Regions from separate parts of the Homo sapiens genome. Here regions 1, 2, 3, 4, 5 and 7 are each linked to region 6. A link is a loop called in an ENCODE intact Hi-C map of the cell type or tissue named here. Cell type or tissue: IMR-90. All regions are shown on one strand. Region 1 has its middle 35 kb from the start of SPATA31C2. Region 2 has its middle 59 kb from the start of SPATA31C2. Region 3 overlaps LOC124902202 (a long non-coding RNA gene). Region 4 overlaps SPIN1 (spindlin 1). Region 5 has its middle 110 kb from the start of SPIN1. Region 6 has its middle 44 kb from the start of NXNL2. Region 7 has its middle 24 kb from the start of CDK20.

Region 1 (4,000 bases), 400 kb after region 6:
GGCTATTGTTCCCATTTATTTAACTGGGGGAGCTTTGAAAACCCCCGATGTCCAAACCAATGTCCTCAGACCCCTGGGATTGGAGGGAAAGCAGGGGATCAGGATGTTTTAAAGAGCCCTGGTGATTGCAGCGTGTCACTGAGGTTGAGAACCATAAATTAAACTGTTTCTTTCCAGAAAGTACTTACAGATTATGTGATTGATCTCTTGCTGTTCTTCTCCTGCTAATGAATGATTTTTTTCTGACAGAGACAATAGAAATTCAGTTTTTCAAGGAACTGCTTCTTTAGTGACCTACTGCAAAGGCAAAGAGGCAAAATGTCAACAACAACAATAATAATAATATCTAATGTCAGATGGCCATGTATAGGAATCCAATTATTTTCAGAAAAATAAACTATCAAGAAATTGGTTTTATAACCCATAAATGCAGAATTGAAAAGAAGAATCTTAGTTGGGAAAACTGAGATTAGATTAGTTTGATTTTTTAAATTATCAAATGCAAATGTCTCAGCAAAGATTATGTTGACTTTGTGTGTGTGTGTGTGTGTGTTTGTGTGTGTGAGCAAAATGCCTACTTTGTTTTTATCAACTGAACCAGCAAGTAACACTTAAAAGTCTCAGCAGGGGAAGACTTATGAACAATCAATCTTCTGGCTGCTGTGCAGCCAAAGGAGATTATTTGATCATCAATTATTAAGTAAGGAAAGTCAACATAGATGTCTCCAGATTCTAACATGTGCCCTAAACAGTTTCTTAAATAGGCTAGTATGCACCCAGTATGTTTGTTTATATTTATCATGGGTTTATATATATATATCCTTAAAATATTTTAAGTATACCATTACATTATAACACTGTGTTCATTATAACATATGCAAAAATAGAAATTAAAAGGGATAAATTGGAGATGAAATAAGCATTATTTAAAAATGCATTATATCTAATGATATAAAAACTTATTTTACTTTCACTAGAAAACATTATTCTAATACAGTAATGTGATTGGATGTGTATTGTTATTTTTGAAAAATTGAGCTTGAATCTTTTGATACAAATTCTTTTGTGAAGTTCTGGCTCTAGATTCCGTTTATTTTGATGCCTGGTTTCTATCTCCATCACTGTTGCAAAGGCTTCTTTGAAACACAAGAATCCAGACAGAAGCCTGTGGCTGTGCTGCCCTTGCCAGCTGTGCATCCCAGAGTCCAGGTCCACCTGCTGGCTTTGCAGAGATCTGAAGGGAATCAGGCTCATCTTTCCTGATGCAGTTCAGGCGGCCGTGCAAATCGATTAGAAGAGGTTTTACTTTTTATGTTTTATGAAGTGGGTTCTTCATTGGGAAGATTTCAAAACATTAAAAAAACTCTATTCCTCAATTTTTAAGTGTGTTATAAGAAATTTCACAATGACAGAATTTTCTCATCTCTCTTTCAAAAAAGTTCATTTTTTTCTCCTTGTTAGAATCTAAAATTTGCCTTGAAAGAGTAGATTTTTGTCTGTTCTTTTTTCGTTGTTGTTGTTGTTGTTGAGACGGAGTCTCGCTCTGTTGCCCAGACTGGAGTGCAGTGGTGCGATCTCGGCTCACTGCAAACTCTGCCTCCCGGGTTCACGCCATTCTCCTGCCTCAGTCTCCTGAGTAGCTGGGACTACAGGCACCTGCCATCACGCCCGGCTAATTTTCTGTATTTTTAGTAGAGACGGGGTTTCACCGTGTTAGCCAGGATGGTCTCGGTCTCCAGACCTCGTGATCCTCCTGCCTCGGCCTCCCAAAGTGCTGGGATAACAGGCGTGAGCCACCATGCCTGGCCGTCTGTTCATTTTTTGAAAATATATTCCAGGCAACAAATTACTAAGACATTTCTATTTATAGAAAAGTTTAACAACATTAGCACACTTTGGTTGTAATGTTTAAGTTAAAAACTCTGGTTTAAATATTTTATTATGAGATGATCTATAAATTACCATGAATGCCAAAGACTTTCTTGGTTGTTCCCTGTATAATTACGATACTTCTCAATTAAAAGACTTTCAACTTAATAATAACACCTATAAATTCACTTAATTGGATGTGGGCAGAAGTTCATGAGTAATAATTGAGTGTAGGGGGCGCTCTCATTATGGAATTTCTGCTTATTTCTCAGATGCCCCTGCCGCCCCCTTGTGACAAGGGGGCATAAACTCTGAATCCAAATGGTAGGTCTGATGGCTCCCTCCATGGGTTTGGAAATCGCTGGTCTAGACAACCAAGAAGGTGAGCGTTTACCAGGAATTCAGCAACTCTGCTGTTCATCTTTTTTAGTTTTTCATTTTATATTTTTGTCTTTTAAAGTTTTAATCATACAGGTGGTCTTCATTTCTTGCTATGTGTATTTCTACATATTTTTAATTAGGTTGTTATTATCAATGGGAAATTTAAAAAAGTGGTTATTATATGAAATTCTGAGCACCGTTGCTTCTGGATATTGGCCCTACCACTTACCAGCTTTTGACCTGGACAAATTACTAGCTTCTTTGTGCCTCAGTTCCCTCATCTTTACAATGGGGATAACAGTAATGTGTGCCTCTCAGGATTGTTATGAGAATGAAACTAGCTCATGTGTGAGAAACACTCAGCACAATGCCTGGAGAGAGTGAGCTGTCATTATGATGATGATGATTCTCCAGCCATCTCGCTGAGTTCTTTTTTCCTTATGATAAAATTTTGATTCTTTTAGATTTTCCAGGCATATATCATCTAAAAATGATAATTTGCCTCCTTCTGTCCTATATTTATACCTTCTTTATTTTGTCTAATAACAGGCAAAACAATTTAATAATGAGAATACAACTAAGTAATGGAGATAACACACAACCACATATGCCTGATTTTAATGGCATATTTTATCACTAAGTGATACATACACACACACACACACACACGTCTTATTGAATTATTGAAATATTTTTGTTTCTATTATACTTATGGCTTTAATCAAGCATGAGGCTTTGTTTGTTTTTTTGTTTGTTTTGAGACAGAGTCTCACTCTGTTGCCCAGGCTGGAGTGCAGTGGCGTGATCTCGGCTCACTGCAACCACCACCTCCTGGGTTCAAGGGATTCTCCTGCTTCAGCCTCCCGAGTAGCTTGGATTACAGGTATGTGCCACCACATCTGGCTAATTTTTGTATTTCTAGTAGAGACGGGGTTTCGTCATGTTGGCTAGGCTGGTCCTGAACCCCTGACCTCAGGCGATCCACCCTCCTCAGCCTCCCAAAGTGCTAGGATTACAGGGTGAACCACCACGCCCAGCCTAAGCATGAATTTTTATGTGATCATACAGTTTTTTTTAATCGATTTTTAATATGATTAATTATACTGGTTGATTTCCTGATATTACACCATCTTCATGGTGACTGAGATGACCTTAAACTTGTCTGAGGTTTATGATTTTATAATGCACTTAATAAGCTCTATTTATTAATATTAAGGATTTACATTAATATTTACATTAACATTAAAAAGTGAGATTTGTCTCTTGATCATGTTTAATGTTTCCCTTTGCTCCTCCTCATATTTCTGCTAGATTAATATTGTTACTAGGAACTTGATTGGATTCAAGTGTGGTTATTTGGGAGTCCCACCTCACAGATGCTGCTCTCTTCCATCAGAAGACTTTTATTGTCTGGCAATATTGTCTCTCTCTCTTTTTTTTTTTTTTTTTTTTTTGAGACAGGGCCTTGCTCTGTTGCCCAGGCTGGAGTGCACTGGTGCAATCACAGCTCACTGCAGCCTCAAACTCTGAGGCTCAAGTGATCCTCCCACCTCAGCCTCTCTAGTAGCTGAAACTATAGGCGTGCACATCACGGCTGGCTATTTTTTTATTTCCAGTAGAGACAAGGTCTCACTACATTGCTCAGGCTTGTCTCAAACTCCTAGGCTCAAGGAATCCTTTCACTTTGGCCTCCCAAAGTGCTGGGATTACAGGCATGAGCCACCAGGCCCAGCCAGGCTGTCTCTTTTAG
Region 2 (4,000 bases), 380 kb after region 6:
CTTTAGAATTCCTACCGTAAGGTTTTGCATGGGGTGTGTGTATGAGTGTGCAATTGTGATCAATGTGAATTACACACCTACAATTGTACGGTCTGTATGCAGCAGACCTGGGTTTACTATTGTCACAATACTAGACATTCTTGTATGTTTTTTGCAGTTCTTACATGTGAGTTTATCTTCTGTGGAAATTTTACCTTGTGGACTCCCTCAGCTGTGGTTGCCTCCCTGAGAAGTAATTTCACATTGACCCATAGGGTACATAGATTCCAACCAGATCACAGGTTAATGACGGGTTCAGGGCTCCTGTGGATGAAGCTGATGCAACCATGTTCATGTGAATGCACCTATTTCCACCCGTGACTGGTGCAGAGGCATTTCAACTCCTAATGAGCCAGCCCTGCACCCAGTTTGGGTCCTGAATACAAGACTCTCCCAGGCTCAACTCTTGTCCCTGTGTGATATTGGGCCCTACCCTTTCTCCTGTTTCAATCTCCAAAGGGGAATTTTTTTAAAGGTGTAGAAAAATAGGGGAAAAATGAACTCATAGATCTCAATCTTGGGTTTGCTAAGAATATTTTCCTAAAAATATGTATATCCTTTTTTAAAAATATTTATACGTTACTAAAGCAAAAAGAAAGTGTTACTTTCCCAGACATGCTAACTTCCCAGCAAATAAAGCTTTGGCAGATTGGCAAGTTTTGCAAATAAACAGGGACCATTCATCATGAAAGATGACAAGCATAGACACTCAAGATACCAGTTTCTAAAACAATGTCTAAACAACGCTTGAGTAAATTACTAACTTTAAAAATATATTTAATTTAAAAATTTCACAATTCGCATGAAGATGGCTTCTTCTTATTAAGAAACGTTAAAATCTTTGTTTTAATTTCTATTGTGAAATTAAATAATTCAAACTTCAAGTTGTTGGAACTTTAAGTTATTCTGAGCCTTGAGACAAATGTGGCTATGCAGCCTGAGTCACGTGCAGCGGCAACTTCCGCCTTTTTTTCCCCCTGTGAATAATTAAGAAGACCAAACAGCACGAGAGAGAAGACCTCCTCAGATCACCATCCCTCCTCATTGAGTAATAAAGTAATCTTCCTTGGCACGTAGCAATCTGTGACCAATCAAATTGCTTTAATGTATGCACTGGTCTCCTATAGAAAATGTTGTAATCCTCTGAAAATGTCTTTGTCTCTGTCTGTAAAAGTGAAACCTTAACTTCTCCACTTGGGAATGCTGACCATATTCATTTGGAGCTGACGCTTCATGAGTGGCTATCCTCAAGCTTTGCACTCGAATAAACTCTATCCTTAGTCATATTTTCTGAATCTCATTATTTAAGGTTGACACTATTTATGAGAAAAAGATGAAACAGAAACAACCGCAGCCAAGGTGAACTGGTCAAAACTGGCTAAGGTCGTAAAATAAAATAGAACTTTTACAACATACAGATGTGAATTAATAAAGTTTAGGCATCTCAGCTGAGAATAGAAGATTTGTATCTGAAGTCTCACAAATCTGGGTTTCATCAACTGCTTCAACTCAGTAAACATTGCCAGGGATTGCTCTAGGCACAATGCTGTGCTTGACAATGGGCATGCAAAGGCGACTAACATGTGCCCTTTGCCTCCCAAACAGCTACTTTTTAACTGATCAACCTCAAAAGTGCTAAACCTGGGATCACCAGACATTCTGCAGTGCAACTGGAACTTTCATGCTAAAAAAATTCAAACCTGCGTCTAAACAAGCCTCTAAATGTAAACATCAGCTTACAGGAAATACAAGAAGCAAAAGAATGTGTTAGTTACACCATAAGAATGCAATTCATCAAGATCCAGACTGTGGAAAATTGAGCAGACCAAACATATGGCCTGAAAGCCAGAAAGAAGAAGGGGAAGTATCACATATTGAAAGAGCTTAAGAGATTTATCAAATGCACGATGTAGACTTTGCATAGAGCCTATTTGAACACACCAACTGCATAAAGTTATTTTTGAGAAAATTTTAAAACAAACTGGGTATTAGATGAAATCAAGAAATATTAATTTGGGAAAGTATGATAATGTGCTGTGATTAGGTTTTTTTTAAGTGCTTATTTTTAGACAGACGTGATACATTTAAGACTGAAAACCTGGAATTTGCCTTAAAATGATCCAGAGAAACATTGAGTGGTGAGGAGAGGAAGGGGTGGAGAGTAGATAAAACAAGATTGGCAAAATGTTTATACTTGAAACTGGGTAATAAATACGTGAAGATTCATTTTATACTTCCTTTATTTTTGTGTATGTTTGAAAATATTTATAACAAAATGTTTGTAGAAGTAACACACAATTGAGTTTGACTCAGCAAAGGAAGGAAAGAAGAAAGGAAGGAAGGAAGGGAGGAAGAGAGGTAGGGAGGGAGGGAGGGAGGAAGGAAGGAAGGAAGGAAGGAAAAAAAAGAAGAGGGGGAGAGAATGTGCCTGTGTGTAGCAGCAGGAAAGCTGCAGTGAGCTTATGAAGATTTGTGGTGACGGCTGGCTGCCTTCCATGAGTGTCTCAGTCTTGGGAAATATCTTAATTCTGCCCGATGTGAGAAGTAATGGAAGGGTAGCAGTATTATAGACATATAATCTTTTTCTCTTCTGCCCACTTTACTTAATCTTCTCATCGATAATTTGGGACTATCTCTCTGCCTTTGGTTGTTTCAAAGTATTTCACTCCAAAATACAGGTCCCTGGTATAATGAGTATTTTAAATTAAAAACCCTTAGAGATCAATAAGCACTGGTTTTCTCCTATCTATACATACAGGTAGGACAGACTCACCAAGGAGAACAATTATTCTTGCTGTCTTCCCTGTTATCTCCTTATCCATTACAGAAAAGAAGATAATAACTTGCTCCAGGGATCATTTAAATTCCAAAGAGAACTATTTACAAGTTAATTTCTGTTTCCCATACAGTCATTCATTCTAGTAATCATTTATTGCCCCTCAATGGAATTCTTCTCTCCACTCCCATAACCTGTTTTACCAGGATCCAAGCTCCCATTCTTTCTGTAACTGACATCAGTGGGCTGCGGGAAGTCCCCAGTTGCTAGTGGGACCTCCACCCCAGTGAGAATAAATTCAAGGCTGAGTCAGAAAATAGTCCAAGTACGGAAATGTATTGCAAAGTGAAAAGTACACACTCAAGAAAGGGGAGTGCAGGTGTACTCAAGAGACAGTCACATGCAAAGGGGTTTGGAGGGGCTGCCTTTGTGGGTTTCTTTAACTAAGGGATGGAATATTCATGAAGATTCCTGGAAAAAGGTGGAGATGTTCTGGAACTCTAGTGCTACTCATTTTCACACCAAATATGGATGTTCCTGGAACTGTCATGGTGCTGGTGGGTGTGTGATTTGTATGCTAATGAGCGTATAATGAGGTTCTAGGTGAAACCTAGGTCAAATCCAGTGCCACATTGAGTCCGGTTAGTCTCACCCAGCTTAGTCCGCACCCTGGCTTTTAGGGTCTTATCAGCCCATAGTTTCTGCAGCTATTTCTACAGTTTCCTTTTGCTAGCCATGTGAAACCACTGCCTGGAATTTTCTATTCTCCTGCAACCACCCTTGTTATTCCTGTCTCCTAACCTCAGAATGGTATATAAGCTTCTGTACCTCACTGGGAAGTTGGGTCTTCATTCAGAAGGCCCCCGATGTATACATGTTAAATGAATTTGTATGGCTTTTCTCCTATTAATCTGCCTTTTGCAAGTTGATTTTTCAGTGAAACTTCAGAGAGGGTCAAAGGGAAAGCCCTGCCTTGGCCCCCACATGTTATTGAGGTATGTTTCTCATGGATAAAAGCAATCTTTAAGTGATTCTTGGAATTTATTACTACCTTACTGGTAACTCCCTTTGCTTCTATAAGAAACAAAGGCAGAAAGTTGTAGTAAATTCCAGGGCTCTCCATAGAATTATTAACCCGTTATAAAAGTAATAAAGTTGCTGAGAAATTGCCTGCTTGTTTTTTAG
Region 3 (4,000 bases), 470 kb after region 6:
CTCCTGTCCCTCTGTTCCCTCCCCAGATGAGGGCAACCAGATTATTAGAGTGCTAACCTGGGTTACTTAAACTTTATGTTATGTAAGATGAGAAAAATTGGTGTTTATTTGAAATGATACATATTATTTACTTTTCTGTTACATAAATGCTATCATTTAAACAAAGTGAAATGATGAATTTATTATTTAAACAAAAACAATAGAACTAGTTAACAGTGGCAATTAGTAGTAGGGCTGATTAAACAAAAAATATGTGTGAGGAAAATATAACAATATTTTCATAATTTTTTTATTCTCTGACAACTTATTTTACTCTTTATTACATTTAATAAATTTTGTAGGTCATATAATTGTGTATTCTCAAGATACATGTGAATGTTTTAACAAGGAGAATGTACAATAGGACTAACTAAAGAGAGACTACCTATATTTAGTTGAAAACAACAATGACATCTTTTTTCTGTACCATGAGACAGTGGGATATTTTTACTCTTTCTGTTTCATTTTTCTTAATACTTCCCTGAACTGCTGTACCCTTAAGTCACATCAGTCACCTCACTCGCTCCTCACTTAATGCCCCATTGCAGGGAACCCCAAGTCGTGGGTGCCAACATCAGTGGGCAATGGCCATGGTAGCAGGGGATCTGTGCTGTACTCAGCCCCTATTTTTTAGGATGCTCTATGAGTTTTGTACTTTTCCCTCAACTTTCCTCATCCATCATGAAAAACTGAGATGTCTTGTATCCTAGGACTGAGGACTTTTCCAGAGTGTGGGACTGACAGTCCTGAGCAAGCCTGGACACTTGGCCACCACAGCAAAGTAGTAATTTTAGCTCTCTTAGCTGGTTCTCTTGGTCTTAGTCTCCATATTGCTAAATAACATACTTATATTGCTATTTCTTGATTATTCTATCTCAGATATCATTTACTGTGTTTTAGTATGAAAATGAGGATTTGACTCTCTTTCCAAATCCTTTTTTCTTAGCTCCAGTGTATTTCTTTTTGTTGCTTTACACATTCACTTTTTTTGGAGAAAACTATGCAGTGGCTTCCCAAGAAGTGTTGCATGCGAGGGGAGTCTTTTAAAAAATAAGTGTTTGTGCATGACCCCCACCCCTCACCCCATTGTTTCCCACCTGGAAAAAGCACACAGAATTGTTTCCAGATACTCTAAAACAATGGCTTTACAAAGGAAAAGAGTCTTATCCCAAAAACACACTCTTTTCACTTATCCCCAAAGGAGACTAACCATAAAAAGTTTTCAAAACTGAATCAAGATGTCAACACCTTCATTTTTAAGAAGGACTCTAAGGTACCTATGCTGCCAAAATGCCTGCACCATCCTCTCGCTCCATTTCCACATTCACAGGGGCTTTGCAGCATTCTTAGGACAAGATCTTTTCAAGGCAACTCTTATTAACATGTGTTAGCTATTTCCTTATAGAGCATCAAGGTAAGAAAGGTTGATAATATTATTAACCATGCCCCTGCTTTGATGTGGTTATGGGAAATTGAGCGGCTCAGCTTTCCTGGTCACTGGCACTAACCTTTCACACCAGGATTTCCTGCAGTTTAAGGGTGAGAGACTGGCTAGGGGAATGGTGATGTCTTACAGCAAGCCTCATTTGCTTTTTACACGTGGTTTCTACAGACTACTCAATTTTGTCCAAAATCTAATGCTCACCTTTCTTTACAGTGCCATCTGCTGCTGCCTCTGACTACTGCATTTTCCCCCGTTTGCTTAGTCCACGCCCAGTGTGGTAAAAGATGGGAAAGAGAAAGCCATCCTCTCATTAAAGTAATTGGTCCGGCATATACTAAGCGTCAGGCACTTTTTTTTCAGACACTACAGAAATATATCGACACAGGCAAAATGTATTTTCTGTACCCTATAGTCTCACTTAATAATGGGTACATTAGGCTGGGCACAGTGGTTCACGCCTATAATCCCAACACTTTGGGAGGCCGAGGCGGGTAGATCGCCTGAGGTCAGGGGTTCAAGACCAGCCTGGCCAACATGGCTAAACCCCGTCTCTATTAAAAATACAAAAATTAGCCGGGCATGGTGGCTCATACCTGTAATCCCAGCTACTCAGGAGGCTGAGGCAGGAGAATCACTTGAACGTGGGAGGCGGAGGTTGCAGTGAGCCGAGATCGCGCCACTGCACTCCAGCCGGAGACAGAACGAAACTCCGTCTCAAAAATAAATAAATAAATAAAATGATAGGTACAATAAGTAACATCAGGGGATGATATCAAAGAAAAATTTAACATATAAAATGCAGAGATACTGATGGGGTGCTGTTTTATACAGGGTGGTCATGAAAGACCTTTCTGCTAGCTATTTCTGAATGTAGTGTAGGCATTGAGCCATGTAGATGTCTGGGAGGAAATTTTCAGGCCTAGGATCAGCAAATGTGGAGATCTAGGAGGATCATTCAGCAGAGGGAACAGCAAATACAAAGGTCCTGAAGTAGAAGCACATGGGGCATTTTCCAGGCTGTGGGAGGAGGTGGTGCCCGAAAGTAGAATGAGGGAGTGAGGCGTTGCTGATGGGGGCTGAAGTGGAAGCCATGACCAGGTCATGGAACATTATGTTGGCCACAGTGAGGACCCCGAATTTTTCTAAGTGTGATGGGAAGCTACTGGGCAGTTTTGAGCAGAAGAGTATCACAATCACATTCAGATTTTGAAAGAATTACTCTGTCTGTTACGCAAATAGCCAAGAGCAGAAGAGTAGACAATGATGCCATCCTGAGGGCTAGCAATGGAGGCGAAGGGAAGAGATTCTGGGTTTTGGATATATGTGAAGAGAACGCTGAAAGGATTTGCGAGCAGGTTAAATATTGAGTGTGAAACAAACACAGATGTCGATGATGCAGAGGTTTCGCCTGAGCAGTAGCGTGAATGGCGGTGCCACTTTCTGAGACTGAGAATCCTGCTGGAAAGCAGGTTTGGGGACAAGAACAAGAGTCTGGTTTTGGATGTCGATTTACTTTTGCATTTTGAACCAACATTGCATTCTAGGAATAAATCCCATTTGGTCATGACGTGTAATCCTTTTAATGTGCTGTTGAATTCAGTTTGCTGGTATTTTGTTGATGATTTTTGCATCAATACTCATTAAAGATATTGGTCTGCAGTTTTCTTGTAGTATCTTTGGCTTTGGTATAAGGGTAGTGCTGCACTCATAAATATGAGTTTGGGAGTGTTCCCTCCCTCCTCTTTAATTTTTTGAAAGAGTTTTAGGAGGATTGGTATTAATTCTTCCTTAAATATTTGGTAGAATTCTCCAGTGAAGTCATCTGGTCCTGGGCTTTTCTTTGTTGAGAGGTTTTTGATTATTGATTCAATCTCCTTACTAGTTTTAGGTCTCTTTAGATTTTCTATTTCTTTATGATTCAGACTTGGTAGATTGCGTGTTTGTAAGCTACCAAGATTATCCATTTTGTTGGTTTATAATTATTCATAGTAGTCTCTCATAATTGTTTTTATTTCTGTGGCATTAGTTGTAATGTCTCCTCTTTCACGTCTGATTTTAATTATTTAAGCCTTTTCTCTTTTTTTCTTAGTCTAAGGATTCATCAATTTTGATCTTTTCAAAAAACCAATTTGTAATTTTATTGAGTTTTCTCTATTTTGTCTTCCATGTATTATTTGTTTATTTATCTTATTTTATTAATTTTTTATTGAGGTGGAATGTGGCTCTTGTTGCCCAGGCTGGAGTGCAATGGCACAATCTCAGCTCATTGCAACCTCTGCCTCCCGGATTCAAGCGATTCTCCTACCTCAGCCTCCGGAGTGGCTGGGATTAGAGGCACCCGCCACCACACCCAGCTAATTTTTGTATTTATAGTAGAGATGGGGTTTCACCACGTTGGCCAGGCTGTTCTCAAACTTCTGGCCCCAGTTATAAGGCGTGGTGGTACGTGCCTGTAATCCCAGCTACTTGGGAGGCTGAGGCAGCAGAATTGCTTGAACCCTAGAGGCAGAGGTTGCA
Region 4 (4,000 bases), 100 kb after region 6:
GAATAATCTACCTTCAGCAAGGAAGGTCAGAAAACCCAGACTCAAGAGAGGCACCTGTGCTTCCCAATGGCTCATTTCCTCCTTGAACTGCAGCCTTCTTCCACCTAAGCCGGAGTAGACCCTGCCTTCAGTCCACCTCAGTAACCTCCATGGACTTGGAGCACAGGCACTGCACTGACACAAACCTAGAAGCCCAGCGTCCCAAAGCCCAAGTTTGCATTCATCCCTCACCAAGTATCAACCATTCTCCCAAAGGCAGGTAAATATCCCAGACTTAAGCATGAGATCCTTAGGCCAAAATGAACTGGGAAACATTAAAAAAAAAAATCTTATTAAAGCATGCCATAAATTCCACTTTTTACCTCACTGATTAAAATAATCAAGAAAGATAAAACATACATAGGTGTTAATATTAGGTTGGTGAAAAAGTAATTGCATTTTTTGCCATAAAAGCAGTGGCAAAACTGCTATTACTTTGCACCAGCCTATATTACTTTCATTTTTTTGTATCCTAGCATTGAGAAATAGTGATTTTTCACTATAGAATCCCATTGTTTATTATTTATGAGTAAAAGCATTATAAGAAATATTCAAAGCAAGAATACTTGTGAAAAGTATAAAATACCCATTATTTAATTATATTTAAAAGAATTTTTTTAAGTTTAAGATCTTGTAAGTTAAACTTTCTCAATGTCAAATTGCAAACTTCAATATTTAATATATGTGTGATATTGATGACTGCCTCCTCTTCTTTCAGGTATTATTGAATGTTATCAAATAAAAATTCTATTTCTTTCTATGCATATCTGACATTTACATGTGGTGAAAAGGTTACTTGGCCCAAAAAACTTTTCAGAATCAAGTTTAACACATCACATGTTGCTCATCAGCACAAACTTTACAGTCAGGAGTTGCACATAAAGGGTTTATTTTAAATGTTTTAAGGATAAGATAGAGTTACATCATAATTATAAAAATTACTTACAGAATTAACAGATTTATATTGTGTATACTTCTAAATGCAGAGAACAGGGAACTGTCTACACATTGTATAAAATAAAATTAAAATTAAAAATGAATTCAAGCTTGAAAGATGAGGTCATTTACCTAATTTTAAAATGTGAACACGAAGACCTCTGACCTATACACATTCATTCCAACTGCACTAATGATGGAAAAACACAAAGAGCGCAGCATTTCCAAGGAACCACAGACATTTCAACCATAATTATTTTGTTATAATAATTGTTCTGTTTTGTCTTTGGAGAACTTTCATTTTGTTAAGACAATCAGCTTAAGAGTGTTTTCAGGCACTACAATTTGTAACAATCGGAACAGTCTTCTAATGGGTCTACAGTGTTCAGAGATTGAAGCCCAATGCACTTCGTGGTTTGGCACATAAAACAATAAAAGAAATGAAATCTGGTTTAGAAGTAACTGTGATTTTTTTTTAAGAAAACACAGTCCCTTCAAATGCTGCATGACATTTACAACTGGAAAATCACCTTCTGTTGGCACTACATTTGCTTCACCAGTGCATTTTTATCCTAAAACCACTAAAACGGCACAGTAAGCAAATATACAGGAAACTGAAAACAAATAAAAATAAAGAAAACAAAAAAACCTAAATATCTTTAACATGCAATTTTAGTCAGTTACATTGAACATTCTACTTAGAATAGAGCATGCAAAAAAGGATGGTCTGCTTTTAAGATTTTTCTCTGAAGTTTTACGTGGCAGCCTGACATCACACACGCACGCACACACAATACAATAATACTAGAGCAGGTAAATGAGAAAGGCCGATAAATTTTATACATAGATTCATGTCTTGTATTGTCACAAGTCCCATGATACTTTTGGAAATTAATGTTGAATTCCTGGAACAAGGAACCAACATTCAGATACCAGAAAAATGCAAGCAATGCATGCAGATCTGACACATGAGCCTAAAATGAAGCCCAAGATACAAGGGCTTGGGAGCAGAATTAGTCATAGCGTCATTACATGTGGTGTAAGTCACCAAAAGAAAGACAGAATGGGGGAAAATGGGGAGAAAAAAAAACAAACCTTCCCTTTCCCTCAGCCCTAAAGGCAATAAATGAACAATGATTAAACTCATCGTCATCATCACCATCATCATGTTGCATTCATCTAGAAACTGGGAGACCATGTGGTATAAAAAAAGTCATTAAAGTTGCTTGCAGAAAAACCACAATGCAAGTCATTAAGTAATGCTAGAAATGTCTCAATTGACCCAACCCTCAAGATACTTCAAAATGTACTTTATTTTTCCACGCAAAGTTACCGAGCCAAGTTCTGCACAGTTGGTGCATGCTGGACACACTTGCAAACTCTTGCGCTGTAATGTCAGTCTGGACTCTGGGAGCCAGGCTCAGCTTTGAGATTTACATGCAGGGACTCTTAAGAGTCAACAGGAAAACACATAACAGATCTGTAGAATGACACCTGTTCACATACGAGAAGCACCTATGACTTGGGTATCACACTGCTTTCAGAAGCTTGTCCCTGGCTGCCCACAGTGAAGCACGAGGGACAGAGCGACTGCAGCTGTGGACAGAAAACTGAGGTACTGTGTTTACATGGTGAGTGGTCGTTACCATCCAACAGCACAAGGCACAAAAAATGGGCATCAAGCAAACCATGCATAACGAGGCCTGGAAACCATCAAGAACAGCCACAAAAGAGGTCACTCAGACCTCTGATTCAAACTTCTGGTGTTTGAGTGACAAGCATGCACGTTTAGGCTCTGCCCAAATATCAGGGAGGATTTCCAATCTCCACAAGAGACTGGTTTCACATATGGCCTTTCTCCTGGCTGTCAAACCACCAGGGTTCCTCCAAAACAAAATGAGAGCAGCTGTTTTGCTGATCAACCAATCACACTAGCAGTTCTATTTCAGTTTAAAACAACCTTGCAGGAATAAACCACATAAAGACTCCGTGGCTAAGGGCTGCTATTACTTACACCTACCAAGCGAACACAAACGGCTGGCTCTTCTATGGTAACGCTTCACTGGCATGCAAACCCCAAGGGGCCACTGAATGGAATGAATCCACATGAACAGCATACCTGGAGCAGGAACATGCACCCCACAAGAGGTGTCAGGAGACTAAGCTGCTGTTTGTCTAGACATTCTTTGTGAGGAAAAGCCAGGGGTAGGCAGGAAGGGGTGGGTTGAAAGTCTCTGACCATAATCATACATTAGCAATAATAGTAATAAAACTTTAAAAGTCCCAGAGAGCTTGTTAGAAGGCAACAATGCCACTCAAAACTTATACTTCCAATATAAAAGCATTGTATTCTTCCAGAAACTTAACCAAAAACACACAAACCAGTGATGGATTGTTGCCTTTTAAATCCATGTACTGAAATCCAGATTACTGACTTGTACACAATGGACCATATGTGCTGTCCAAAATACACCTACATTACACTGTGTGGAACAAGAACCTGGGCTTTGCAAAAAAGAATTTATGATTAAAATGTAACCCCCCCCCAAAAAAAAATGAAGCTTAGAATTAAAGGTAGCCTTTTACCCAGATTGTTCACCAGATTGTAAAATTCTAATATGGGTCATTAACTGTTCACAAATAATTCATATTTGGACTTATGGTTTAAGGGCTCCAGATTGAAAAGGTGCTCTGAACTTCTGATTTTTTTTTTTTAAACAAGCTGAATGTTCCCATATGGTTCCTGTGCCCAAAGTTTACTTTTAAATAAAGAGCAGTGATATCATATCCATGACTGACTTGGGTAAAGCACTCCTGTTAAACTCAAGAAAATTATGTCACCCCCATCCTAATCCACAAAGACTGCCAGTGGGGTGTGTGTGGTGTGTGGTGTGTGTGTGTACACTTGTATCTGTGTGTATATATTATATATGTATACACACATATAGATATAGGTAGATACAGATACATACATCTCAAAAAAGGCAATAACGAAAACATCAAACTATGCTTGCATTGTGGCGGC
Region 5 (4,000 bases), 300 kb after region 6:
CTTGTGATTTCCCTAATTTCCAGCTTTCCTTTTGATCTTGGATTTGGCCCTCATAAGCCTGATGAGTCAGTTTCACTCATCTAATTGCTTTCTAGCTTCAAAGTTTGTTGTTGTTGTTGTTGCTCTTGTTTTCTTCATCTTTATGGGTTCATAGTTTATTGCCATTTTGTTTAAATCCCTGTAGTGTGGCCATCACTGGATTCCAGGAATAAGCAGAGTTAAATGCGTTCAATGCCACTTTAAAGAAGGACAGGGCTTGGTGCTTTATTTTAATTTCTCTATTTTCTGGTTTCCACTCTTTCCACTACTATGAACCTCTTGAGGATGAAATTAAATAGTAGCTAGAACTACAAATGTGCTGGGTCAGGAAGAGTTGTTGACCAGCAGCTTCTCAGCAGGGTGGGTTTGAATTTGTTCTTGGCCAGGAGTGGCGTGCTCTCTGCCTTGACTCTGTGCTTTCCCTGTTTTGGCCTGCTATCTCTTATATATGTGTGTTGCTAGGGGCTGTATTTCTCTGCAACTCACTGTATACTCAGTTTTCTTTTTTTTTAAAATATTGAAATAACTCTAATACTAGTTGAGACCTGGCCGCCCTGTGGTAAAGCTTCATAAACTTGGTTGCCCTTTCTGCTTCTTGGTTTTTCTCTTCTCTACCTTCCCTTTCTGGCAGCCCTTTCCCCATCCTTCCCTTCCTTGCTTCTGCAGATGGAGCCCTGCCTGACCTTCCATGGGCTGCTCTCTGTTCCGTGCTGTGAACAGTCTCCCTGCGTGGCTGCTCTCAGGTGGCCAGCCTGAGAATCCTTCCATTTCAGCCTATGGGCTTTCCAGAAGAAAGCCACCTGGAAGAGCAAATTCCACCTGGAAGACTCTGTCTCTAAAAGTAATAATTATAATAATAAATTTAAAGAAAAATAAAATGGGGACATTAGGGGTGGGTTAGGGAGGGAGGGCAGAAACTTAGGGAGACATAACACCTAAGGCCATTTGAGCTACAGGGCTCCCCTGCTGATAGTGGTCCCCTCTGAAATTCCTGACTCTTGACTCATCCTCTGAGCAGGCACCTGAAAGACATGAGCTCATGGCCAGACCACTCTCCTTTTATAGTTAAATGAAAATAAACTTTTCTTTTTTTTTTTTTTTGAGACAGAGTCTCCCTCTGTCGCCCAGGCTAGAGTGCAGTGGTGCGATCTTGGCTCACTGCAAGCTCCACCTCCTGGGTTCACACCATTCTCCTGCCTCAGCCTCCCGAGCAGCTGGGACTACAGGTGCCCGCCACCACACCCGGCTAATTTTTTGTATTTTTAGTAGAGATGGGGTTTAACCGTGTTAGCCAGGATGGTCTTGATCTCCTGACCTCATGATCCTCCCACCTCAGCCTCCTAAAGTTCTGGGATTACAGGCGTGAGCCACTGCGCCCGGCCCTTTTTTTTTTTTTTTTGAGTCGGAGTTTCCCTCTTGTTGCCCAGGCTGGAGTGCAATGGCGCAATCGTGGCTGACCACAACCTCCACCTCCCGGGTTCAAGCAATTCTCCTGTCTCAGCCTCCTGAGTAGCTGGGATTATAAGCATGTGCTACCATGCCCAGCTAATTTTGTATTTTTAGTAGAGATGGGGTTTCTCTATGTTGGTCAGGCTGGTCTCGAACTCCCAACCTCAGGTGATCAGCCCACCTTGGCCTGCCAAAGTGCTGGGATTACAGGCGTGAGCCACTGTGCCAGCCGAAAATAAACTTTTTATATTTTTCTTATTGCAAAAGTGATGTACGGTCATGTAAAAAATGTAGAGAAATAGTAGACAAGCAAGAAAGTAAAATCAGCTTTAATCTATAGATAGCTACTGATCATTGACCATGCTTTGGTGTATACGGCATATACTGCCTGGGCTGCTGGCTCTCTCTCTGAGTATGTGTGTGTGTGTGTCTGTGTGTGTGTTTGTCTCCATGTACATCTACTATCGTAATTGCTGTGTTCACATGAAATGACAAGTGAGTTTCTTTCAAATCATATCCATACTGGATACTCTTGGGATTGATTGATCTCTCGGCCACACTCGAAGGAAGGTAGGATCTCTTCTGGAAGCCTTTTCCAACCAAATGTGTCAGTTCATCCTCCAGGAAGAACAGCAGCAGCAATCACACAGCAGCGGAGCAGGGATGCGGGGGGTTCTGGCTCCCAGGCTCCCTCCTGACCTTTGTTTCTGGGCCATGACTCGCCTTGCTGTTTGAGGTAGGCCACCCCATTCATTGCTACCCTTCACGATTCAGTATGACGTCAGCTCAACAGTTACACTGAAGCCAGGAATTAAGGAGCAAGTACTAGGCTGTTTCCTTGGCAACCCGGCTTCTGTGGGCAGTCGTTGTGGCCATTGATGATCCACAGTTACCACTGGGGGCACAGTGCTCAGCGGAATGAACTAAAATGAGCTTTTTCCAGGGGCATTGGCAGAAATCTAATTCAGAGAGTCGCTTAGGAATCCTCTGGTCCTCAGGTCAGGGAGACCAAAGAAACTTAAAAGACACACCTCTCTGTGGCTTTCATACCTGCAGGCACTTCCTCTTGTCCCTGCTCCCCGCAACCCCAGGCTTCCCTCCTAAACCACAGATCTGAGGGCACTGTGCTCTTGGTTAAATGGCCTTTGACACTTCCTTGAATGGAGAACAAAGCCCAGGTTCCCCAACATGCCATTCCGGAAACCCATCGCTGACCCCAAGTGGGCTCTTGGTTGCTTCTCACTGTATTATTTCTGGTCCAGCCTCACTAGAGACCCACCTTGCTAGAATCACAAAGCATTCCCTGCAAACTTGGCTGAGGGCATTTTTTCACTTTACTTTCAAATTTGACTGCCTAGCCATCAAAGGCTTAGTTAAAAGAATACAAAGTTCTGCTTTTAATAAAGTTCTTCTATTGAGACTCACATCATTTTCATTTGTCTTTGTTCTCTTCTCTTTAATTGTTAAATGATCCTTTTTGGGATAGAGGGGACTCAATCCTTTCCCAATAGCTTTACTCTAATTTGAGCAGCGTTTCAATGTGAGAAACAATGTATTACGTTTATGATTTCCAGGTTTATGTTTTTAAAATTTTTGTTGAGAGATGGGAGTCTCATTATGTTGCTCAGGCTAGACTCAAACTCCTGGCCTCAAGCAGCCCTCCTGCTTCAGCCTCCCAAGTAGCTGAGTTGACAGGTGCATGCCACCGTGCCTAGCCTCATTTCCAATTTTAACTTAATAATTGGCATACTTTATAATTACATTGTGTCATTGGATGCCCACAGCCGAAATCAGGCAGAGACTAGAGCTGAGTGAGTGGGGGTGACTTGGGAATAAACAGAAGGATTCAGATATGAGGGATTTTGAATGGATTGATTTTGTTTGTTTGTTTGTTTTTGAGACAGAATCTCCCTGTCTCCCAGGCTGGAGTGCAGTGGCATGATCTCAGCTCCTTGCAACTTCCACCTCCTGGGTTCAAGCGATTCTCCTGCCTCAGCCTCCTGAGTAGCTGGGATTACAGGTGCCAGCCACCATCCTTAGCTAATTTTTGTATTATTATTATTATTATTTTTTAGTAGAGATGGGGTTTCACCACGTTGGCCAGGCTGGTCCCAGACTACTGACCTCAGGCAATGTGCCCGCCTCGGCCTCCCAAAGTGCTGGGATTACAGGCATGAGCCACCGCTCACGGCCATGAATGGATTGCTTTTGAATGTGGCCAATGCACAGGTGTTTATGACATTATAATTTACTTTATTTGTAACCTGCAAGGTTACCAGGAATTATAAATACTTAGATAAGGCACTCAGCGTTTCTTTCTCATTGTTTACACATTTTTAAAAAATTTTAATGTGCAACTGTGCGTGTGCGTATATGTGTGTGTGTATGTGTGTATATAAGCTCATATTTTTTCTTTTTTCCTTTATATCATAGGATTTTTCTCATGCTATTTTACAGGTTTTATAAATGTTTTAATGGTTATATTACAGTCTATCGTATAAATGAGCTAATT
Region 6 (4,000 bases):
TGCATCAATGCTAAGTCCCTGGGATTGACTATCTTAACATAATTATGTGAGGTGTAAACACTGGGGAAACTGGGGTAAGGCATACAGAAAATTTTTGTACTGTTTTTGCAACTTTAAGTTCCAACTTATTTCAAAATCAAGTTTAAAAAGTAAAGAATAAAATCTCTTTAAAATTTAACAAGAAGAGAAAAAAAAAGAGAGAAGCTCCCACCACTGTTGGCTGACATCTATGTTCTTTAAATTTAGTGGGAAAGAAATGATCAATTTTGGCCAGGCAAGGTAATCCTAGCACTTTGGAAGACCGAGGCAGGTGGATCACCTGAGGTCAGGAGTTCGACACCAGCCTGGCCAACATGGTGAAATCCCATCTCTACTAAAAATACAAAAAATTAGCCAGGCCTGGTGGCTGGTGCCTGTAATCCCAGCTACTTGGGAGGCTGAGGCAGAAGAATCACTTGAACCCAGGAAGTAGAAGTTGTAGTGAGCTGAGATTTCACCACTGTACTCCAGCCTGGGCAACAAGAGTGAAACTCCATCTCAAAAAAAAAAAAAAAAAGAATTTTTTTTTTTTGAGATGGAGTCTTGCTCTGTCACCCAGGCTAGCGTGCAATGGCGCGATCTTGGCTCACTGCAACCTCTGCCTCCCAGTTCAAGCGATTCTCCTGCCTCAGCCTCCTGAGTAGCTAGGACTACAGGCGTGTGCCACCACACCCGGCTAATTTTTTTGCATTATTATTTTTTTTAGTAGAGATAGGATTTCACCGTGTTAGTCAGGAGGGTCTCGATCTCCTGACCTCGTGATCCACCCTCCTCAGCCTCCAAAATTGCTGGGATTACAGGCGTGAGCCACCGCGCCCTCCCATCATTTTTTAATTCATTTGGCTACCAGCCCTCAGAAGGTTAAGAGATAGCCATATGGTGGACATTTGTTTGGGGCCACCCTGCATAACCCACTCACCCCCTTCTCTCACCCCGGGTTTTCATTGCGGAGTTTATTTTTCCCTTGACTCGCAGTCATAAGACTCTGGGGAAGGAGCTGCTAACTCCAGCCCTAGAAAAGAGGTGTGTGGCCCAAGCCTACCCAGCAGCATATTCAGTCTCCTTGGCCCTGGTGACACTCCACAGAGGGCATGTGACAGCAGGAAGTAGACTTAATTCTGAGCGTTTGGCTTAAGCATCAGGAGGCTGTCACAACCAGCCCCACCTCCACTGGACTTGAATAAGCTCAATGGGGACCAAAGCTACCTCTGTGACCAGCTGCTGCCAGGAGGGAGTCTGTCCCAGCAAGAAGCCAGCCCTGAAGCTGCAGAAATGAGTCCTGCCACAGCACCCAATCCCTAGTCAGGCCACACCTGACTCCACCCCGTGGGTCCTGTAACTAGAAGAGGTCAGGAAGCCCCCCGTCCTTCAGGCATTCCGGATTGCAGGGGCCTCCCGCAACCAAGAGAGCCATGTTTAGCTGAGTTCCATCTCCTGCTGAGAAAGTCAAGATCAGCCAAACCACATGCTGCAGTGTCAGAGTCTCGGGTTATGAAAGGCGGCATCAGTGGGGTAGTGAAGACAGGAGGAAAGGGCAGAGAGGCCACCAGTGTGCCTCTGGGAGGACAAACGTTTTACATTGGCCAGCGTGCCCCCATATTTTGGTGTTCTGACAACCCACCCACTTAATCAGCAAGAAATCGAGACTTTCCTGTGATCCCCATGTCCAGTTCATCCTTTGCAAGTTCCTGGGCGGGGAGCAGAGTGGCTGTCACATAGACAAAGATGTAGGCCGCCCACCAGCGCCTACTTCTCCAACTTCAAGGTCCCCTGCTCCATCCACTGCTCCCCAGATGGCCTGGGCATCCTTGAACGTGGCCAGCCCTTTCCCCGTGAATCAGTTCCCTGTATGGAGTCCAGGTTGCTCAGAAAGGCCTGTGGACAATGTCTGAGCCCCAGTCGAGGCTGAGCTCCACCAGTTCCTGTGCCCTAAGGAAGTCAGGAGATGGGGCTGAGCGCCCAGCCTTCCGGAGGTCGGAGCCTGCTGCCTAGCAGATGACCACGAGGGGGCAGTGTGGAGCAGTTGGTAGGCCGGGCCGGCGGCTCCTGGCTGACCAGCCGGACCGGACTTCCCAACCTGAAATCCAACCGGAGGGAAAAGAAAATACACAGCCAGCGGCAACAGCCAACCCTGAGTGGCGGGGTGGCAGATTATGTTTATTTCCCAAATGTCCTGTAATTGATAAGTAACTGATTACCAAATAAATTTTATTACTAAAATGAAAGAAAGAAGCCAGATCAGTAGATACCTGTTTTTCTGCATTGCTTGTATCCAAATTCACACATTTGTCCAACTGCAAAGATCCTGACCAGGTGTCACGGACCACTCCAGGACCGGCAGGGACTGCTTCAGGCAAGGAAGATTTGTACCCCTGGGAGCCGCTGTGCCCGTCTCCACCTGGGGTCCAGCGCAGCCCACCTGGGGTCCGGGAACCCTCGCCTTGAGGACAGGTGTCTCTTATCCTGCGTCCAGTTATTTTGGTTGTGATGGAACTCCATTTTCTCTTGGAGATTAACAGCGCCTGCACTTTGTATACTTGAGGACATTGCCAGGGGTGCCCTCTACCACCCCACTCTTAACTTGTTTTCATAGCGACATTTCCCAAATTCTCAGTCATTTCACGTGAAGTCTTCCCAATTTCTCCATGGATCCACTTCAACCGTGAAGACACTGGACACAGAGTGCCATGAGGACTGAATATAACGGCAGGGGCCTGCGCCTAGGGGCGGGTCCCACAGCAGGACACTGCTCTTGCTGCCAGACCCACCGCTGGACCCAGGGTTTCTAGGCACTGATGACTCCCAACCACCCAGGATTCTTGTTATGGACAGGATCATGTGCCCGTAGTTCATATGTTGATGCCCTAAATCCCGATATGGCTTATAAATGGCACTTGGAAGGACATATTGGATTAGAGACTCACACTTTTGAAATGAGGTCATAAGTAAGTCCCTGATTCAATATGACGATGCATCCTTAGAAGAAGAGGAACAGATGCACGGTGCTGCGCTCGCTCGCTCTCTTCTCTCTCTCTCTCTCTCTCTCTTTCTCTCTCCACATAAGCACAGAGGAAAGGCCATGTGAGGACACAGTGTCCACAAGCCAGGAAGCAGGCCTTCATCAGAAACCAGATTTGACAGCACCTAGATCTTCAGCCTTCAGAACAGTGAGAGAATGAATGTCTGCCATTTGAGCCCCCAGCCTGTGGTATCATGTGAGGCAGCCTGAGCTGGCACCTGCAGTTCTCTTAGGACCGTAGACATGCTCACCTGGAACAGAGGCCACCGTGTCCATTGTCTGTGCAGGGCTGTTCTCACCCCTGCCCGGGGGTGCATCACAAACACCTGATGGTCTCATGCCGCCCCCCCCGCCCAGTCACAAACACACACACCCCATCCATGAGCAGTAGAAATAAGCATCCAGGAAAGGAATCAGGGAGCTAATTCCTCTTCCTAATGCTAAGAATTGCTCAGAAATACATGCACTTTTAACCCTCACTTGTCTGGGGCTCTGACAGACCTCCCTCTCTGGACGGCAGCTGTGTGTGCTTCAACCTGTTTCAGCACGGTCACCCCACTCCCCTGCTTCCTCTCTGCTCCTCATGGCCAGGACACCTCGCAAGGACCCTCCCTCACCCTCTACCTTGAGGGCAGCCATAAGCAGTAGCCTGGGGCTTGGGAGTTGGGAGCTGGGACCCCCCCTACCTACCACTCTATGGGTGGTGGCTCACCCCAGTTGGGGATAAGGCTGCAGGGAACACAGTGTTGGAGCCCCTTAAGCATGGCCGAGAAGAAGCACTTCATGGAGACACTCAGGCAGCAACATGGCAGGGGCTGTGTCTGGTGCTCAGGCTCTTACGTCCCAGAGAACCCAGAGGAAAGCAGGGCCGACCTCCCTGCTACGGGCTGCCTGTAGTCTACTCCATAGTCCCAGGAAAACAAGCTCTGCCCTTTCCCTTTG
Region 7 (4,000 bases), 630 kb after region 6:
CAACCTGGTGACAGAGTGAGACTCCATTTCAAAAAAAAAAAGAACACTAAAAATAGTAAGTATGTGGGTAAATATAAATGATATATGTTTTCTTATTTTACAATTCTCTTTGGAAGACTTTCTAAAGCATAGTAATAATACATCGTGGGGTTTATGATATCTGTAGAAGTAACATATATTGTAATAATAGCAAAAAAGCCAATAGAGTAGAAATGGAACTATACTATTGTAAGGTCCTTATGCTATCACATGAAGTAGTATAATATTACAGAAAGTTAGTGACGAAGAAGTATAAACAAACATAGGGCAACCACTACAAAAAATAAAAAAGACAGTTACAGCTAATAAGCCAACAAAAGAGATAAAAATAAAGCTAAAACAATTACTCATTCCAGAAAGAAGGAGGAAGCTGAGAACCCTGCATAGAGTTGCCCAGCTCCTGGCCCTGAACAGGTCCTAAGGGAGGGTGAGTGAAGGAACTATGGGCAACACACTCCTGCCATGGGCTTCTGGGATCCTATAGCCACAAGAGATGCCATGGCCCCACAGTGGGGTCATGCCCGGGGAACTGCCAGAGAGTAACCAGAGGCAGAGCTCATGCCTGCGTGGAGCCAGAAGGTTTTGTGTGCAGGGCAGCTGCAGCAAAACACAATCATAGGTGCCCATCCTCCAAGGCACTCCGTCTTGCGCCGAGTGGCTCTAGCCCCTGCTCAATGCTGGGCAGGAGAGAGCAGGGCTGTCTTTCCTGTGGGACCAGGGTGCATCTGACCTCCCCCGACTCCCCCTGCCCCCTGCTCAGCATCTACTGGCCCCTCCTAAAGCCTTTGCCTGGCTGCTCCTGCAAGAGCATGCACAAAGCACAGCCTCCACTGCCTTGCCTGGGAACACTTTGGCTCCCCCAGCACAGCCAATGCTCAACTCAACAGGACAAAGCTGCAGGCCCAGTCCCAAACCGCCAGGGTGTGAGAATATAGCTCAGGAGTATTGAGCTGAGATCTGTGACTGGAGCTTGAGCAAGAGAGGAGCCTCCACTTTCAGAACACTGAAAAGAGTGCGGCACAGGTTCATGGGACAGTGTGGGAGCTAGGCCTGCCTCCCCCTGTAACACTGGTCTAAAAAGGATGCAGCTTATTTGCCAGCTGCAGCCTCTGCCCAAGGGTGTCCCAAAGCCTAGAGCACCTAACAACCCAAAGATCTAGTGCAGAAGGCTTGGGACAAAACTAGCTGGCTAGGCCAGCTCCAGGGCAGACACTAGGAGACCCAGTCTGGGTAGCACAAGCTGGGTGGTTCCCACAGCCATCTGCTGGGCAAAAAACCCTGGGCCACAGGTGCCACACCAGCTGCACACCCACAGCAACACCACCCTCCCCAGGGATCCTCTACCCTTGACCCAGTGCATCCACAGACACCTGCAGACATAACCCACAGCCTGCTTGGACTCTGCCAAGCACAGAGGATCAGTGGGCCCTTGGGGAGCTGCAGGTCTCCTGGAGTCCTAACCTTCAGTTCAGGCTGCCCCTAAGGGAGGCAGGAGCGCAGCCTGCCAGAGCCCCCCTTGGGGCTAAGGAAACATGGGGGCAATGCCAGTGATTGGAGGAGCTTCCCTAAGGCCTGAGAATGCACTTAGTGAGGGGGTCATCTCTCACTGCCCCCTCCTCAGTCTCCCCCACCCAAGAGTACTGCTGCAAACATGCTAAAATACAGAGGAGGCAGGTGGCTGAGAGCCTATCTGCTGACCCTTACACTTTAGCACCATCTACTGGATTATGGTTTTAATTACACCACCAAACGAAAATGCCTTCAGCGCACATCACCTGTGAAAGCCAATGCAGGTGTCTAGCCACAAATAAAGATCCTGTAGGAAGCCTTGGCCCTCTGAAAGCACCTAGAAACTAAACCTATCAACTATACTCAACATACCGCACAGTCAAACCTTCAATGGAAATAAACATATAAAAACAAAAAGCCACATCCAATGACAGCAATTTCAAAAAGACAAAGGAACATAAGCCCTCTCAGATGAGGATCAGTACAAAACGCTGGCAATTCAAAAAGTCAGAGTGTCTATTTACCTCCAAAAGATCACACTAGCTCCCCAGATTGAAATGGCTGAAATGACAGAGAATTCAGAATCTAGGTGGCAAGGAAGCTCAACAAGCAGCTAACAAACATATGAAAGAATGTGCATCATCACTAATCATCAGAGAATTCCAAATCAAAACCACAATGAGATACTATCTCACAACAGTCAGAATAGCTATTATTAAAAAGTCAAAAAACAACTGATGCTGGCAAGGCTGTGGGGAAAAGGGAATGCTTATATGCTACTGGTGGCAATGTAAATTAGTTCAGTCACTGTGGAGAGCAGTTTGGAGATTTTTCAAAGAAGTAAGAATTGAACTACCATTTGACCTAGCAATCCCATTACTGGATATATACCCAAAGGAAAACAAACCATTCTACCAAAAAGACACATGCATGCGTATCTTCATTGCAGCATTATTCACAATAGTAAAGACATGGAATCAACCCAGGTGGCCATCAACAGTGGACTGGATGAAGAAAATGTGATACATATACACCATGAAATACTATGCAGACATAAAAAAGAATGAAACTGTGTCCTTTGCAGCAACATGGAAGCAGCTGGAGGCCATTATCTTAAGTGAACTAATGCAGAAACAGAAAACCAAATACCACGTTTTCATTTACAAGTGGGAGTGAAACATTAGGTACAAATGGACATAAAGGTAGGAACAATAGACACTGGGGAACACGAGATGAGGTATAGAGAGGAGAACAAGGGCTGAAAAGCTAACTGATGGATACTATGCTCACTTCCTGGGTAATAGTCAATCATACTCTGAACCTCAGCATCACGCTATATACTTTTGGAACAAATCTGCGTATGTACACCCTGAATCTAAAATAAAAGTTGGAAAAAAAACCCCTACTCATTCCAAGAGCAGGCAGAAAAAGACAGAAATGGGAATGAACAGAAGATGGGACAAACAGGAAGCAAACTATTACAATGGTAGAATTAAGCTCAGTTATGTCAATAATATTAAATGTAAATGGCCCATCTAAACAGCCCCATTAAAAGGTAGATATTGTTCAATTAGATAAAGAATTAAGATTCATCTCTATGCTTCCTATAAGAAAAACACTTTAAATATAAAGATGCAAAGAGGTAAAAGTAAAAACACAGAAAATGATATACCATGGTAACACTGAGCAAAAGGAGCTATAGTGGCTAAATCAGTAACAAAGTAGACATCAGAGAAAAGACAATTACCAGGGTTACAGAGAGTCATTTCATAATGATAAGGGGTCAACTAATCAAAAGTTTATAACAATTGTATATATTTATGTACCTAATAATTTCAAAATACATGAAGCAAAAACATATAGGATTAGAAGAAAAAAATTAAAAAATCCAAAGTTATACTGGGGAGATTTCAATACCTTTTTCTCAATAACTGATAAAATAAAAATAGACAGAAAACCAGTGACAACATAGAAGACTGAAACATTATCGGCTGGGCGCGGTGACTCACACCTATAATCCCAGCACTTTGGGAGGCCGAGGCAGGTGGATCACCTGAGCTCAGAAGTTTGAGACCACCCAGGGCAACATGGTGAAACCCCATCTCCACTAAAAATACAAAATAATTAGCCGGGTGTGGTGGCGCATGCCTGTAGTCCCAGATACTGGAGAGGCTGAGGCAGGAGAATTGTTTGAGCCCCTGAGGCAGAGGTTACAGTGAGCCAAGATGACACCACTGCAATCCAGCTTGGGCTACAGAGTGAGACTCCATCTCTCTCTCTCTCTCTCTCTCTCTCTATATATATATATATATATGTATATGGGCCATTTACATTTGATATTATTGACGTAACTGAGCTTAATTCTACCATTCTAATAATTTGCTTCCTGTTACCATATACCATTGAAACACAATGTATCAATGTGTGTGTATATATATATAGTATCAATGTA

The links. Peaks named below come from ENCODE experiments on the same cell type or tissue, not always from the same donor. Only the 100,000 strongest peaks of a DNase experiment are listed, where the experiment ranks them.
Region 1: a loop joins it to region 6, with 10 times the contacts of the local background. A loop is called at or near these places in 48 of 110 quality-filtered maps.
Region 2: it touches region 6 in a loop (4-fold over the local background); 4 of 110 quality-filtered maps call a loop at or near these places.
Region 3: it touches region 6 in a loop (10-fold over the local background); 58 of 110 quality-filtered maps call a loop at or near these places.
Region 4: it touches region 6 in a loop (3-fold over the local background); 6 of 110 quality-filtered maps call a loop at or near these places.
Region 5: it touches region 6 in a loop (3-fold over the local background); 3 of 110 quality-filtered maps call a loop at or near these places.
Region 7: a loop joins it to region 6, with 8 times the contacts of the local background. A loop is called at or near these places in 38 of 110 quality-filtered maps.

The regions. Positions count from the first base shown.
Region 1 is chr9:88,171,729-88,175,728 of GRCh38, reverse strand. No RefSeq gene overlaps it. Among named protein-coding and RNA genes, the nearest start is that of SPATA31C2, 35 kb to the right of the region's middle. In IMR-90, a CTCF peak has its summit at 2,137 (motif pointing left); a DNase peak (open chromatin) is centred at 2,138.
Region 2 is chr9:88,195,714-88,199,713 of GRCh38, reverse strand. No RefSeq gene overlaps it. Among named protein-coding and RNA genes, the nearest start is that of SPATA31C2, 59 kb to the right of the region's middle. In IMR-90, no CTCF peak of the experiment used is centred here; DNase peaks (open chromatin) are centred at 1,173, 1,783 and 2,513; H3K4me3 peaks cover 741 bases; H3K27ac peaks cover 1,640 bases.
Region 3 is chr9:88,104,300-88,108,299 of GRCh38, reverse strand. It overlaps LOC124902202 (a long non-coding RNA gene), which reads left to right. Exons shown (of 2, transcript XR_007061649.1): 2 at 1,697-1,815. Among named protein-coding and RNA genes, the nearest start is that of LINC03026, 28 kb to the right of the region's middle. In IMR-90, a CTCF peak has its summit at 1,703 (motif pointing left); no DNase peak of the experiment used is centred here; H3K27me3 peaks cover 323 bases.
Region 4 is chr9:88,475,606-88,479,605 of GRCh38, reverse strand. It overlaps SPIN1 (spindlin 1), which reads right to left. Exons shown (of 6, transcript NM_006717.3): 6 at 912-4,000. Among named protein-coding and RNA genes, the nearest start is that of NXNL2, 58 kb to the left of the region's middle. In IMR-90, no CTCF peak of the experiment used is centred here; a DNase peak (open chromatin) is centred at 2,075; H3K27ac peaks cover 1,778 bases.
Region 5 is chr9:88,279,565-88,283,564 of GRCh38, reverse strand. No RefSeq gene overlaps it. Among named protein-coding and RNA genes, the nearest start is that of SPIN1, 110 kb to the left of the region's middle. In IMR-90, no CTCF peak of the experiment used is centred here; a DNase peak (open chromatin) is centred at 2,264.
Region 6 is chr9:88,576,710-88,580,709 of GRCh38, reverse strand. It overlaps a transcript of NXNL2 not described here. Among named protein-coding and RNA genes, the nearest start is that of NXNL2, 44 kb to the right of the region's middle. In IMR-90, a CTCF peak has its summit at 2,037 (motif pointing right); a DNase peak (open chromatin) is centred at 2,049; H3K27ac peaks cover 156 bases.
Region 7 is chr9:87,948,709-87,952,708 of GRCh38, reverse strand. No RefSeq gene overlaps it. Among named protein-coding and RNA genes, the nearest start is that of CDK20, 24 kb to the left of the region's middle. RefSeq lists an enhancer at 218-1,071. In IMR-90, a CTCF peak has its summit at 1,762 (motif pointing left); no DNase peak of the experiment used is centred here.